Regions from separate parts of the Homo sapiens genome. Here region 2 is linked to region 1. The links are chromatin loops, found by intact Hi-C in ENCODE. Cell type or tissue: B cell. All regions are shown on one strand. Links, peaks and the distances in the headings refer to the core of each region. The heading gives the core; the rest is flanking DNA. Region 1 overlaps MYCBP2 (MYC binding protein 2). Region 2 overlaps MYCBP2 (MYC binding protein 2).

The links. Hi-C counts contacts between places; a loop is a spot of excess contacts. Peaks named below come from ENCODE experiments on the same cell type or tissue, not always from the same donor. Only the 100,000 strongest peaks of a DNase experiment are listed, where the experiment ranks them.
Region 2: a loop joins it to region 1, with 2.1 times the contacts of the local background. A loop is called at or near these places in 2 of 110 quality-filtered maps.

What each region holds. Positions count from the first base shown.
Region 1 is chr13:77,295,166-77,303,539 of GRCh38, forward strand. MYCBP2 (MYC binding protein 2) reads right to left here. Exons shown (of 83, transcript NM_015057.5): 2 at 1,434-1,509. It overlaps LOC124903184 (a long non-coding RNA gene), which reads left to right. Exons shown (of 3, transcript XR_007063827.1): 3 at 698-777. Among named protein-coding and RNA genes, the nearest start is that of MYCBP2, 28 kb to the right of the region's middle. In B cell, for the core only: no CTCF peak of the experiment used is centred there; DNase peaks (open chromatin) are centred at 3,516 and 5,696; H3K4me3 peaks cover 2,135 bases; H3K27ac peaks cover 6,783 bases.
Region 2 is chr13:77,232,998-77,241,371 of GRCh38, forward strand. It overlaps MYCBP2 (MYC binding protein 2), which reads right to left. Exons shown (of 83, transcript NM_015057.5): 18 at 159-266. Among named protein-coding and RNA genes, the nearest start is that of MYCBP2, 90 kb to the right of the region's middle. In B cell, for the core only: no CTCF peak of the experiment used is centred there; no DNase peak of the experiment used is centred there.

The DNA of each region.
Region 1 (8,374 bases), core at 35-8,034:
TACTCTGTCGCCAGGCTGGAGTGCAGTGGTGCGATCTCAGCTCACTGCAACCTGCTCCTCCCGGGTTCAAGCAATCTCCTGCCTCAGCCTCCTGAGTAGCTGGGACTACAGGCACCCACCACCACGCCCAGCTAATTTTTGTATTTTTCGTAGAGACAGGGTTTCACCATGTTGGCCAGGATGGTCTCGACCTCTTGACCTCGTGATCTGCCAGCCTCGGCCTCCCAAAGTGCGGGGATTACAGGCGTGAGCCACTGCACCCAGCCAATGATATCATTTCATCCCCGGATCCATCTGTGTCTCAAGATAGAGCCACCAAATAAATGCCATCCCCCAACCTTTCATTTTATTTTAGGTTTGCTACTTTGAAGTAGATTTCTCTCAGTTACAATAGTAAAAACACTAACTTAAAAGTGTAGGAAACAATTGCCTCTATAGTTGCTATACAGGCCCAGCAAATCTATTGTTTCTTTAACTCAAAGTGAAGCTATTCAGGAATCATAGTTACGACTCCTCTCTTCCTTCTGTCTAGATGTTCAATAGAAAAGAGACTGTTATATCAAGTGCTCTGGTCACTGAAAATGTTCAGTATAAAAAAGATGGATTTTATAGAGATCTCTGCATTAGGTGAAAATAGATTCTTGGTTTCTAAGGTCTCACCTAATTCAAATATTCCATATTGCCTTTTCTTTTGCAGAGCTACCAACAGTCAAAAGAGGCTCAGAACAATATGGACACACCAAGTTTCCCTAATTCCTGTCAAGAAAGGCATATGATGAACCCAAATCCAAGTCCCAGTTTACAAGCTAATTTTACTCAAGTTTCTAGTACCTGTAGTCAGATTGAAAAAAGAGAACAGAAATGGATATGTTCCCCAAAGGACTGATCAAAGATAATAAGAATAAATAGCAAATAATTTTCAACATCCAGATATTAACTTCCAGGCTACTGGTCAAGAAAATCCCAGAAATAGGCTGGGCACAGTGGCTCATGTCTGCAATGTCAGTACTTTGGGAGGCCGAGGTGAGAGGATTGCTTGAGCCCACGAGTTCGAGACAAGCCTGGCCAATACCGTGAGACCCTGTCTCTACAAAAAATTTAACAATTAGCTGGTTGTGGTGGCATTTACTTGTAGTCCCAGCTACTCAGGAGGCTGAGGTGGAAGGATCACTTGAGCCCAGGAAACTACTGGACTCCAGCCTGGGTGACAAAACAAGACCCTGTTTCAAAAAAGAAAAAAAAAAGGCAAGAAAGAAAAGAAACACCCAAAAGAAAGATGAAACTAAAAGAGGAACCAAATCATAAAGGGCTTTTACAAAATTACTTCAGCACATACTAATAAAATGGTTTAATTATATTTTTTAATCTTGGCATTTTTATTCAAATCACCATATGAAAAAGTCCTATTCCTTATCAATTACCAGCAGCTTTACCTTGCTTCTTGTCTTCACTTTTGATTTGCTCTTCTGTTTTCTTTTCAATTTCTTCTTATTTAAAATTTTCTTATTCCTAAATATTAAAAGAAAAATGGGAAAAAAATATGAATGTTCATATTAGGACATACAAAGCTATCAAAAATGGGTATTTCCAAAGTAGACATTTGGATCTTTTTCTTGCAAAATTTCTTTATGTGAAACAATATACTTTACATACACATATAAGATACTAACATATAAAGTAGCTATTGAGAAGATAACATGGGGCAGCTAAGCAATATACAATATATATTAAATGATAATACAAATTTGAATTCTGCAAAAACATAAACTTAAAACATTAAAAAGGCATCAAATGAAGTGTTTTATACTTTATCCATAGTGGGATGTTTACAAATGTCAGTGATGTTTCCAAGAAAAAAAATCTGCTCTTTTTGGTAGTGAGGGCTACGGTGCAAAGGGACTTAAGAGCCACTTTTTACTAAACTACTATAGGAAAATCCCCAGCTCATATACTTTATGTCTCCAGCAGCCAGTCTGGATACTTCATTATCACATAGTCCTAAGACCAAATTATTCTTTAAGCAAAAGGAAGCCCCTGAATAACTTTTGAGAAACAGAAAAAAATATGTGATAAAGAATAAGAATTATGGTGCAAGAAACAAGAAGCAAGGAAAACATTTTATTTTCATTTCACTTAATATGTTTTATGTTCACCATGCTGAGATGCAAAGTAGTAAAGACACAAAATGAAAAAGACAGTTCTTGTCCCCAAGGAGCTCAGAGACTTGAATGGAAAGCACAGTTTAGTGATCTAACAAGAGGATACTACTGCTGTAATAAAGAAAAAAGGATGAAGTCGGGGGGAAGAGGGAATGCAGGGAGAACGAAGGGGAGGAGGTTGTTCCAGATGCTGAAGGGGTCAAGTCCTTAAGATTTGGTAACTAATTTAGTAACAGCAGTGACAAAAGAGAAAAATTTTAAGCCTAGGTCACTTGGAGGTAGACAATGTCACTCTTAAAAATAGAGAAGTTAGAAGGAAGAGTTAGCCTGCTGGAAAAAAAGTAATGGGTTTGATTTTGAAGATGTGTAACTTCAAAATACCAAAATGTCAACAAATAGACAAGAGTAACAAGCAGATGAAAATGTTATCCTTGACATTGCCTTCAGTTTCACTCTTGAAATCAAAATAATCACAAAATCTGGTCAATTATATCTCATAAACAGTTATTGAATCTGTCCACACCATCTTTACTGCTGCAATGCTAATAAGCTAGGTTACCACCACCTCTTACCTGGACCACTGCAAAAGCTTAACTCATTTCTGCACATCCATACCCTTCAATCCATTCTTCACATAGGAACCTAACTCAACTTTTAAAGACACAAACCTGAGTGGATAATTCCCCAGCTTAAAAATCAGTATCTTCTCAATTCTCTTAAGATAAAGTCCAAAAGCACCGACATCGTTTAAAAGATCCTCTTCCAATAACTGACCTCCATCAATCTCTCCTGCCTCATTTTGCATTCTTTTCCACCTGATTCATCATACTCCAGCAAGAAGGATATTCTTTCAGTTGTCTGAACCTGTTAAGCTTCATCACAACTTTCACAAAGGTTTTCCCTCTTCCTGAAATTCTCTACCACGTCTTCTCCTGCTAACCACTACTTATCTTCGAGGTCTCAGCATAAGTGTCACTTAAGTCTAACTCCCCACACTGGATGAGTTTCCCTAATATACACTCTCATTCATCGTATATTTATGTTTCATTGTACAGCCAATAACTGTAATTATGTATGGAACTGTTTAATGTATTGCTTCCTCGCCAAGCTAAAAGCTCCAATAGTGCAGGGGCCCTGTCTTTCTTGTTCACTACTCTAGCCTCTGTCCAGAAAAGTTCCTGGGATATAGTACTCAACGAGTATTTTAAGAGAAAGAGAAAGTATAAGAGAAAGAGTGAGGAAGGGGAGAAATGAGGAAGTTGAGAGCTACAGCTACATGCCTTACTCAGAGATTAAAATAAGGTATCTACATCTATGGTATCGACATGAGTGCATTTAAAGCATCTCTAGCCAGAAAGGCCCACTAAGGAGTTATCCTTGGGATTATTTTGCACAGACTTTAGTACAAAGGAGGTCATGGAAACTATGTATGTGGATGAGATTTCCACAAGATAGTATGCCATAAAAGTAAAGAGAAAGAGAAAGATTAACAGTGCCAAATGCTAAACATAAATACATATACCTGCTTATAGAATCTACTCAACTACTAGCATTGTGAGGGCATGATGAATGTCTATTTCAACTGTGTACTTTCAGCACCTGCATCAATGTGAAGCATCAGGGATGGTCAATAAATATCAGATGAACAAATAAATAAATAAAACACAATACGTATTCTTCATACTATTTAGGAAACCAACTTTCCTTTATATTAAAGATTACCTGAGTGAAATCAGGTATTTGAGCAACAGGAATACATAACTACTAAGAGGTTAGCCCCTTCTATATAACTTATAAAAGCATCAAAATTTATTCCAAACCAATTTTCAGAGAAGTAGAATATATAAATCCAAATTCAGATAGATTTCCTAAAGACAAGTTATAACTGACTCAAATTTTCCCAATTAGAGACCAATGTTTGTGTCTGTTTTATCTAATGGAACTTCTTTAAAGTTCAAATGACTTTACGTACATTTCTAAAATACTTCTTTCTATGCATGATGGCATTTAATTGGTTGTAACAATTCTTATGAATCTGAACCCATCAATTCTTAAGTACAGGCCATCCAAGAACTAGCTATTCCCAAATTAATTATAAATTACTTTTACTGTGTTTTTTGTTGTTGTTGTTGATTTGGTTTGCAGAGGAAGAGGTAGAAGTTTTCTAAAAGAGCCAGTAATAAGTTGAAAATTATATAAACAAAATTTGTATTCAACATTGGAAAATTTAAAAATGCCATTTGCTAGTAATATAACACACCATTATATCTCTATATTTGAGAACTAAGCTTAAACCTTTCACAATATCTGAGGATGGGAATATAAAAGAGAAACTCTAAAAACCAGTCTTACACATTAACAATTTAACTTGGAATTTCTGATGATTTAGGGCTTTATATTCTAAATCAATCGAAGCTTAATGAAGAATGTCTGGAATTGGTCCTGTAAGACTTTCAGTCTTCTCACAAAAATAACTTCATATCCATCAGATTTGAAAGAATTGTGGTTGACAATAAAAGGAAAAGGCTATTAACATGCCTTAAATATTTATCTTAAAATATTTACTTTAAAAATTCCAAAAATATTTTCTTAAGAGCTACACTGCTTAAGAAAAATCAAATACTTCTGCAATATAAGAACAAATCAATTTTGCAAATTATTCAGTGATATAGATCAATAGTTTCTCTATCAGCTTATTACTGAGTATACTTTATACCAAAAATGTAGTCATAATTTTAAAACCTCTTTCACTCAAATCTGCTTCATTTGCAAAATAAAGAGATGAAGGAGACTGAGGTTCCTTGTAAATCCTCTAAAATGCTAAGATTTTAATAAATCCAAATTTACAGAACTTCTGGAATAAAATGGTTTCAATCTTTTGCTTAATTTCTCTTAGTAATAAGAAATAAAAAATTCCTGAGCCTGTGATGTAAAGCAGGAATAGGGAAATTTTTTCTGCAAAGGGCCACACAGCAAATATTTTACACTTTGTGAGTCACAAGATCTCTGTTGCAACTACTCAATGGTTACAGCACGAAAGCAGCCATCGGCAGCACATAAAGAGAGGAGTGTGCATATATTACAATAAAACTTCCAAATTTCACATAATGCTCACAAAACATTCTCTTCCTTTTTTATTTTCTTTTCAACCTTTTAAAAATGTAAAAACCACTTTTAGTTCACAGGCTACATAAAAACAAGAATTGGGCCTCATTGGTCTGTGGGTCTTTGTTTGCTCGCCCCAGATCTGGGGCATATTTTGATAAACAGGCCCATATCAGAAAGGAAAAAAATGCTTTATAGCTATGAGTATGCAACACAGATAAAACTATTCAAAACATCACTATGCTTATAAAAATAAGCACTCCTAAAATTATCTGCCTTTTCTTTTTATAAAGATAAACTTCTGACTTCCACTTCCCTAAAGTAAGTGATTAGATAGGAGGCAGGCCAATGCGCCTGCTTCAAAGACCAGACTAACCAACGTAAGAAAGCTGTGGAAGCAATGAGGACTAAAAGAACAAAAAATCCAGAGGTGGAAGAGCACTTCCAAGGCAGCTGAGACCACTGGCTTGTTCTTCCATGGGGGTAACTGCAGAGCTTGGGCATGAGTAAGGACTGAGCTTGGCTTAAGCAGAGGAACTCTAATAAAGGAAACAAGAGACTAGTAGTGCTTTAGATGCCCATGTGGGCTGAAATGACAGACTGGAATCTAGAAAAGCTCTAGATACATAGACAGCTTTCCCAGTGGTATATCTCCTCAGAAATGTAACTGGAACACTGAAGGATGATAGAGAGGCTGGGTCAAGGCTGGGCGCGGTGGCTCACACCTGTAATACCAGCACTTTGGGAAGCTGAGGCGGGCAGATTACTTGAGGTCAGGAGTTCGAGACCAGCTTGGCCAACATGGTGAAACCCCGTCTCTACTAAAAATGCAAAAAATTAGCTGGGTATGGTGGTGCACGCCTGCAATCCCAGCAACTAGGGAGGCGGAGGCAGGAGAATCGCTTGAACCTGGAAGGCAGAGGTTGTGACGAGCCAAGAGCCAAGATCGCGCCACTGCACTCCAGCCTGGGCTACAGAGCAAGACTCCATCTCAAAAAAAAAAAAAAAAAAAAAAAAAAAGAGGCTGGGTCAAAAGGGAAGAGAAAACTTCCGTAAGAAGACAGAATCCTAGTAGAGGGAGGGAGCGGTCTATGTAATCCCTCACTGGATTGAGATAATCAAACTCCTCATTCTATCTGTCTGACACAGCAAAGAGCACACCTCTCTAGGAGAAAACACATGATCTGAAAGAAAATCATGTTCATTCATACACAGTGTTAGTCTAGTTCGGGGACACTAAGTAAACACATTAAGGGACATCAAAAGAAGCAAAATATGTGGCAGACACATAATCAAGAGAAAACCAGAAAATTAGTCAGACTCACAGAAAACCCAGATATTAACGTTAGGAGGCAAGTACCTGAGATGCAGAGATTAACAATATGTGTAAAATAATGCAATTGGCAATTTTCAACATAATTTATAAAAAAAGAACCAAGTGGACATTCTGAAACTGAAAAATAAACATCTGAAATTAAGAACTTCTCATATGATTTTAAAAGCAGAGTAAGTTACAGAAAAACAGGTTTCACAGACTTGCAAACAGGCCAAAAATAAATAAATAAATAAATAACAGAATTCAATCACGGAAACAAAAATGGGATGAACCAAACAGAGAACGAGACATGTGGGACAAAGTCAGATGGTCTCATATTCATATAATTGGAATCCCAGAAAGAGAGAAAAAAGAATGGAACAAAAGCAATATATGACAAGATAATTACTGACAATTTCCCAAAAGTGAAGAAAGAAATCAACTGAGAGATTCAAGAAACTCAGGGAACTTTAAGCAGGAAAATCCAAAGAAAAGCATACCTAGGCACAGCATGGTCATATTGCTAAAAGCAAAGCATAAAGAGAAAATCTTTAAAGCAGCCAGAGAAGAGATATGCTTAAAGGAACAATAAAATTGATAGTTTCCATTCTTTGTGTTGAAAAGGGCTGGGGGGTGGGGAGGGGGAGGTGGTAGAGTGGAGGGATGGGGGTTAGAGGTGGGGGAAAGTAACCTGGAATCATGTAACCTTTAAGAATGTATCTTTTAAGAATGAAGACAAAAATAAAGATGTTTTTAGATCCATGAAAGCTGATATAATTCACATAAAGGATTCTAAAAGTATCCTGTAAGAATGAAGACAAAAATAAAGATGTTTTTAGATCCATGAAAGCTGACATAATTCACTGTCAAGAGACCAATATTACAAGAAATACTGAAGGAAAGTCTTCCTTTAATAACTGTAATATCATAATTTTAAATGAAAGGATACATGCTAAAAGGACAGAAAAAGATGTATCTCAAGCACACTCTCCAGTGTCCCAAAAAAAGTTGGAGTGGCTATTTTAATATTTGACAAAGTAATTTTTAAGGCAACAGTATTAAAAGAAATGAAAAGAGCATTTCTAAATGGCAAAAGGGTCAAATCATTAGGAAATCATAACACTCCTAAATTTGAATGCATCCAGTAACACAGCTTCAAAATATATAAAGTAAAATTGACAGAAGTTAAATGGGAAAATACAAATCCACAATTGAAAGAGTAAGTTCTAACATACCTCTCTGTAACTGATAGAACAAGTAGAGACCAAAACAGCACTGACATAGAAAAACTTGAAAACATGATTAATCGGCCAGGCGCGGTGGCTCATGCCTGTAATCCCAGCACTTTGGGAGGCCAAGGCAGGTGGATCATGAGGTCAGGTGTTCGAGACCAGCCTCACCAACATGGTGAAATACCGTCTCTACTAAAAATACAAAAATTAGCCGGGCGTGGTGGCACGCACCTGTAATCCCAGCTACTCAGGAGGCTGAGGCAGGAGAATCGCTTGAACCCGAGAGGTGGCGGTTGCAGTGTGCGTAGATCACACCACTGTCCTCCAGCCTGGGCGACAGAGCGAGACTCCGTCTCAAAACAAACAAACAAACAAACCATGATTAATCAACCTGACCTAATTGGCATACATACAGAAACATATCCAACAACAATAGAATACATATTCTTTTCAAGTGCATATAGAACATTTACCAAAATAGATAATATGCTGGACCACAGACCAAGTCTAAACAAATTTCCAAGGACTGAATGATAAGGTAATTCTCTGGTCATGGAAAAATT
Region 2 (8,374 bases), core at 272-8,271, 62 kb before region 1:
AAACGGTATCACTTTCAGAATGTTCTTTCTCCTCAGGCTACATCATGATAGAAGCAAAGTAGAAGAATCAGGTTTGTGCATTTTCCCAGAGACAAAATTCAAATGAGTGGAAGAAATTGGGAAAGTATCCCACCTAGGTGATAAGGAAGACCAAATACCTTTGTGCTTGTCCCGTTTATGCTTTAGCTGTGCTGGATGGGATCTGAGTCTGGCTAGAGCCTGTTCTCGATGGTTCATAAAAATAGGACCAGCAAATACAAGGGGGCCTGAGGAGAAACATTTTGTATGTGCATAGAAAAACTCACAAAATGAAAACACTATAATGAACAAAAAATAATTCAAACTAAAAAGCATAAAAATTTATTCTTAACGGTTTTGGACATTATACTTTTCTTCCAATTTCCCCACTCCAGCCCCCCACCCCCACCCATAACCTAATCACCATTTCACATAAAAGTTAATATCTTAAATATAATTTATAAAGTACAAAACCCGTCTTGTATACTCATAAAATTATTGTGTAGTTACTAATAGTCTCAAATAGATAATCAAGAAGTTCAATTTAAATCAATCAAATTATCTTACAAATACTTTTTTAATATCATATATATTCAAAGTCAGTAAACCATGTATTCGTTGAAGACAGATATCTTTTCCATTGAAACATAAAAACTAATTTTTAAATTAACCATTAAGTTTTAACAAGCTCTTCCAGGTTTAATATTTGTATTAATCTTGCTACAAAACCAAAATAAAAATGTTACCGAGTTTACTACAAATCATAAATAGAGGTTAAGAAAACCAGATGATCAAAAACAAAACAAAAATGTCTATATTCTGCATATAGATATATGTATACACACAGAGAGAGAGAGAGAACGAGAGAGAGAGAGAGAGAGAAAGGAGCTTGGGCTTTATATTGATGGTAAAGGGGGCACCTAACCCAAATAACATTTTGGAAACATCTTTCATTAAATCATTTCTTCTAAAGTGCCACTATGTACATATATATATACATATATAAATACATACCCACACAGATTATAGCTCTTTCCACTTATATGGTATTTAAGGAAAAAATATACAGCCAAATTTATTTTAATAAAATAAAATAAATCATTTTTCCCATTAACATTTATTTACCTTGAAAAGAAAAATAAATTTTAGTTACAACTTAAAATTTTAGGTTTTTTTCTTATACAGCAGAACTATAGTTTCCTTGAGTTTTAACAACATCAAAAATGTCTTCAAATTTGAAAACACTCTAAATTTGACAGGTTACCATTAACTGAAACAGGAATTATGACACTATATAAGCACTGAACATTTTTATTTAAAACAAGTTTTTTCATGATTCTCTATTGATCTTCAGTTTAATTTTTCTAATGATGGGACAAATTGAGCCTACTGCCCTCTAATAAAATTTCATAAATGTCAAATTAAATATCAAAGTACCCTTCATTAAATGTACAAGTGGGTAAAGGAACCATATTTCAATTATGTTTCTAGATATAAACAAAAATGCAAATACCTCAAATTGTATGAAAAACCATGAATAACATATTCTATGACTACTACAGATAGAAACATGCTAATTTAATGTTAACAGAAGAATAAGTTCTCAATAATGCAGTACCAATTATTTTCTCAGGCTAAGGTTATGTAAACTGAGTTCCATTTCTAAAATGTAATAAAATTGATATTTCAAATATGAACAAATATGAACAAAATGCCTTATTTTCTTAACATGCATGATTTCTCAATTGTTACAAAGCAGATATATAAATTACTATAAAAAGTATTTTCCAACTATATAAAAAAGTTATAGATATTAAGGTAATAATATTGTTATATTACCATTTTCTGATTTCTATGGTCTGCCTACAATATTGTTTCTCCTCATGAAAATACATCACACCCACACCCGTTTAATGTCTTGCTAAATTCAATCTTTTTAGAATCTTTTGATTTATAAATCAAGAAGGCACGGGGGCAATCATGTCTAAAAATTAAAGCAATTGGGCTCGAAAATACTATTGTATCCCATGGGCTAAAATAATGTTTCTTTAAATATAGTTGAGTCACTAATTTATTCACCAAATTTTCTGATTATCTTTTATTTAGCAGACACTAGGTGAAATGAATATAATGACAAAGATACAGGTCTCACTGGAATTCAGTCCACTAGGGAAAAAAACAGAAATAAAAACACAAACTATGAAATATTACAATAAATGCTATAAAAGAAATCTATACACATTATGTCCTGAAGTAAGAAAAGATACTAAATAAACTCAGGACAATCAGCAAGGTTTCAAAGAATGACAAAAAGTTTAACAAGAGAAAAGGAAAGGAAGAGAGGGCATTCCAGTTAAAAGGAATAGGATATAAATTAGGATTTTATAAAAGCATAAAGATATTAAACAATATTGTATAGTCATTAAAAATACATGTAGCTGACTTTTACAGAGTATATGTGATGGAGCAAAAGTCTTGGGAAATTTGCTTGGAGAGGTATGCAAAAAAACAGATAATTAAAACCTTTTTATACCACAAAACTTCATTCTAGAGATGATAAGTCCCTAACCTGCTTTCAATTAGTCAACAAAAATATACTACAAATCATGGTACTAACAGGTACCATGTGAAGTTCTGGGAACCCTTGATAAACAAGATACAATCTCTGCTTCAAGAAGCTCACATTCTAATGAGGGGAGGGAGGGTTTACACACAACTAAACAAGAAATTATGACAGTATGCTATAACAAAAGGAGGCACACAAACTAGAGGAGAAGCTAACAAAACTTGAGGGTGGGAAGGTAGACAGTGTAGAGATAAAAGAAACCACCACATAAGATGAGGTCAAATAAAGGAGGTAACAAGTAGCATAAAGGTTCAGAGGTAGGGGAAAAAAAGGAAGGGCAAGGGAAAAGAAATGAGAATAGAGAGAGATGAGGCTGTAGAGATAAAAGTATATCCTTCATCCTAAGGACTATGAATAGCCTTTTGGTTTTAAACAGAGAAGTGCTACTGATCTGATCTGTATTGCAGAATGAATATTCTGGAAAGAAGGTGGCTAATGGCTTAGAAGATAAGACTGGAGGTAAGGCCAGTTAAAAGGCTTTTTGCTGTCAGATAGGCAAAGAAAAGAAGCCTCAGCTAAGGAAACAGTAAGATTCTGAAAAGTAGATATTAAAAAGCTATTAAAGAATTAAGAAGGCTGTATAAATAGAACTTGGTGATTTATTTCTTTCATTGGGAGAGGAGTGAGTAAAATAGGGGTATGAGATAACCAGGTTTAGATAGAAGCTACACTCATGTGTAGACAATGGGTAATTCAGAGTTCATCTGTAGGCAGGTAGGCAGAAAAAGCATGGAATAAGTGGCAGTGTTAAATAGTACAAGCCTTTCAGAAAGCTCTTGGTGATATATTTCAAGATCATAAAAATTATTATCCTTTGATCTAGTAACTGCACCCTAGGAATCTATCCTAAAGAAAACTCTAAAATATTTTTAAAGGATTTCACCTCAAAGGTGTTTACTACAACTTTATTCATTATAGCAACATTTTAAAAATACCCAAATGAAAGTAATTAAAAACTATAATACATCTACTAAATGGAATAATACGCAGCCATTAAAATGAGATTTATGAAATAATTTTACACAGAATATGATTTTGTGTTATTTAAATTAACAATGAGATAACATTGTTCACCACTGTTTTCCAAGAATTAAAAAGAATAACTAAACCCAGGTGTGGTGGCACATGCCTGTACAGTCCTAGCTACTCGGGAGGCTGAGGCAGGAGGGTCACTTGGGCCCAGTTGTTCGAGGCCAGCCTGGGCAACATAGCAAGATCCTGCCTCTACAAAAAATAAATAAATAAATAAATAAATAAAAGAATAATGAATACAGGTGATGCTAGAGGAAAACACTACTCTTATACATTAGTCTAGGGAGTATAAACAAATTCCTATAACATTTTTAAAACAATGTGAATTATCTGTTAAAATTTAAGACAGATATATACTCTCTGCCCCACACATTCTATTTTGGGAAAGCTCTACTATACAAACACTAATATGTAGCTCTAAGTTTAAGAATATTTATTACAGTAAAACCCACAAAAACTTACAATAACCTGAATGCCCATCAATAAATAATGGTTATATAAACTATGGTATAGCCATATTATGATATTAGGTAGTTACTGTATAGAATGTGGTAGATCCACATTTACTGACCTACAGTGTGTTCTTCTTGTATTGTAAAATGAGAAAAAGATGTTGCAAATGTATATACAGAATACTACTTTTGTAAATAAACATATGTCTACACTTTCACATATGTGTAAGTCTCTGTACATGATTATATTTTAATAGAGTAAGATATTAGACTATTAACATTTACTTTGAGGGGGGGATGGAAATGGGAAGGTAGGGGTACAATACAAGCAAAACATAAAAATATATGTATTATAACACTAAGCAAAAATGTAAAACAAAATTCAGTCAATGATATAACTAGAAATAAGTAAAACTTGATTAGAAGATGACAACGAAATAAAAACAATAATTGAATTAAGGAATAGGTTTATGCAAAACCTTGACCTAAATTCCTATATTACTTTAATATGGTATTTGCAATAAAGCACAAAAAAATTTCATGATATAATATTAAAGGGAATACAAACAGGACACCAATATCTATCACAGTATGAAATTATATGAAATAAGTAAAAAAGTGTGAGAAGTTACACCAAAATTCTACTAATGGTTCTCTTTGTATAAAGGGTTATGCTGATCTATTTTTTCTTACTTATACTCTCTAAATTCTTCATATAATACTTTAATTTAAAAAGAGACTTTTATGTGTCACTGGAATATCAGCTAATATTGGATTTGATGCGTCAAATCAAGAAAACCATAATGGTTTTAAGGGCTTAAAAAGTAATAGCAACATGCCGGACGCGGTGGCTCACGCCTGTAATCCCAGCACTTTGGGAGGCCAAGGCAGGCGGATTACAAGGTCAGGAGATTGAGGCTATCCTGGCTAACAAAGTGAAACCCCATCTCTAGTAAAAATACAAAAAATTAGCCCGGTGTGGTGGTGAACGCCTGCAGTCCCAGCTACTCGGGAGGCTGAGGCAGAAGAGTGGTGTGAACCCAGGAGGCGGAGCTTGCAGTGAGCCGAGATAGCACCACTGCACTCCAGCCTGGGCGACAGAGCGAGACTCCGTCTCAAAAAAAAAAAAAAAAAAAAAAAAAGAAATATGCCTGGACACCTATAAAATGGGACTCTCCCATGTAAGCCAGGACATGGGTTTAGCCCATCTACAGCTCACAATTATGAAACTTGGATACTTAGAAGAAAGAAGAAAAAGCTAACATTATTGAAGTTTAATTTTCCTTACGAAACAGAGTGCTGAAAAGGAATATAAGGATAAAATCATTGATATGATCATCCACTAGTTCTTCTGATGACTTCAAGAGCCCTACTTAAGAATTTCACTGAATAAGCACTTCACTTGCACAGTTAAATTAATACATCAATCAACCCAATATAATCTAAAAAAGACAAGTTATCACAAACCATTGAACTAAAATCTATAAATGAATACTATTAATACCTAAAAAGATAAATTAAAAAAATTAACTAGACTATTAATAACACAAAGATTTAAAATTAAAAAGTTCCAAATGTATGAAGAAGCAGTAATATCATTGCTTTCTTGGGTTTCAATAACACATTCCATTATAAGAGACCTGGTGTCATAAAACAGTAACTAAATTACGTCAATAGGCCTGAAGCTGTCTGAGCAAGGCTTTAGTACAAGAACTAGGGCCCAGGCCGAGCGCAGTGGCTCACACCTGTACTCCCAGCACTTTGGGAGGCTGATCACCTGAGGTCAGAAGTTTGAGACCAGCCTGGCCAACATGGTGAAACCCCATCTCTAACAAAAATGCAAAATTAGCCAGGTGTGGTGGTGCATGCCTATAATCCCAGCTACTCGGGAGGCCGAGGCAGGAGAATCGCTTGAAACCGAGAGGCGGAGGTTGCAGTGAGCCGAGATCGCACCACTGCACTCCAGCCTGGGTAACAGAGTGGGACTGTGACTCAAAAAAAAAGAACTAGAGCCCAGAGTTCTGATCATCTATGAAAAACTTAGTTCAGACTTGGTAAATAAGATGAGACAGAAAAGTCAAGTAAAATAATCTAACATAACCTAATTCTTAAATTCTGAAATGTTAACACAGGTAAAAGCCAATTACTAGTAAGTATAATTATTAACATACTACTAAATTTTTAGTTTCTAAAAAGTATCAACAGGCCAAAGAAATAAAAGATCTGTATGTATGGCAGCCGGAACACTAACATTTTATTTGATGTTTCTATTCCTCATGGGAGCAAAGCCACTACAATCTTTTCTAGCACAGTGCCAGAGAAGAGCCTTAGAACACTGTGCAAGTGACTCAGATCTATTTCCAAGACCCTTGACCCATAAATTCTGATTCATTAGGCCCAGGTGATTCTGATGCAGAAGGTCATTGGATCAAACCGCAAAGTGCAAACAACTGACCTAGCACACTAAGTCTCACACTTTGGGACCATCAGAATCACCTGGAACGCTATTAAAGCACAGTTTACTGGCTGTACTCCCCCAGTTTTTTGTTTCAGTAGAGATCTGAAGTGGGGCCTGAGAACTGGTACTTCTAACAAGTGCCCAAGTGATGCTGGTCCCTTTGAGACCACCTTGAGAACCATGGCCAGAAAGTAATGAAAAGCACAGCACCTGAAAGAGAGTCCTCCATCCAATTAAAATAAAAATATTTTTTAAAAAGCAAAGGTAAGCAAAGTATGGATGCCTTAAACCTAATCAGTATTTTTTTAAAATGGCTTCAGTTGTAAAACATAACTTTTACTCTATTTATACACTAATATGCTTATTGGAGAATATTTAGGAAACAAATTGTAAAGAAGAAAATAAAAAATATCTATAAACTCACCTGTCAGGAAAAAGCATTGTTAATATTTTGGTATTTATCTTTCTTGTTTTATCTCTATGGAAGTGTAAGTATATCATATTCATCTAATTTTGTTTTCTTATAAAAATTTGTTTTTAAATAAAAATTGCTTAATGGAGTGCTAAGAATAATATAAAGATAAAATCATAAAAGTGTCATATCAGAATAGATTTTTAATTACTTAATACAGTATAAGGATTTCCAAAGTCACTGAATGACTCTGAAGTTTGATTTTTTAAAAAATGAATACATAGTTAGAATTCTTGTCCAAATGCAAAAATATTCATTTAAAATAAAATAGGTTGGGCACAGTGCCTCACACCTATAATCCCAACACTTTGGGAGGCTGAGGCAGGTGGATCATTTGACGTCAGGAGTTTGAAACCAGCCTGGCCAACATGGTGAAACCTCGCCTCTACTAAAAATACAAAAATTAGCCAGGCGTGGTGGCGGGCACCTGTAGTCCCAGCTACTCAAGAGGCTGATGTAGGAGAATCGCTTGAACCTGGGAGGGAGAGGTTGCAGTGGGCCAAGATTGTGCAGCTGCACTCCAGCCTGGGCAACAGAGTGAGACTTCATCTCAAAATAAATAAATAAATAAACAAACAAACAAAACATACAAGCAGGCATCACTTTGCATAGTGCTGTGTTAACTGAAACACAGAAATACGGGAACTCTGTCCTCCTTTCGCATGATTCTAGGTAACTGTGGTGACTGTGAAAGGGGAGGACATGGTTCCAATGTGCACACATTTCTGTTAATTTTAGTGCCATGGAAAGCAAGGACTGTGATAATTGAGGTTCATACTGAAGATTCCACTCAAGAAAAGATATTCACTATATATTGTTTTACCAAACATGAAGGAGGGTGATCTAAGAAAGAGTTCTACCAAAAAATAAGGACAAGATAAAATTTATGTACACCAATAATCTGAACAAAGTGTTTCTACTGATGTTCTATATATTTAGGACTGCAGATGAAACCTATTTGTCACAAAATATACACTAAGTGCCTAGAACCTCAATCTATCTTTGGAAAGTCAGATACAACAACATAATTTCTTTAAATATTTAGCTAGTGGAGGATTTTTTTTTTAACTTTAAAGGGTTAATGTTTACAATTATGTTTCACAGGTTTATGTCAAATTTAAAAATAAATGGCAAAAGAATATTCTGCAATCACCAAGTTATGTCAAGTTATCAATGCACGATTCAATGTTCCTTTATTTCCTATATGCACAAATATACTATACCTAGAGAAGAATAGCTTTTTTAGAGGGAAGAGAAAAAGAGTAACAAGATACACCGCATTAGGCAAGTAATTAAATGTGAATAATTAAGTGTAA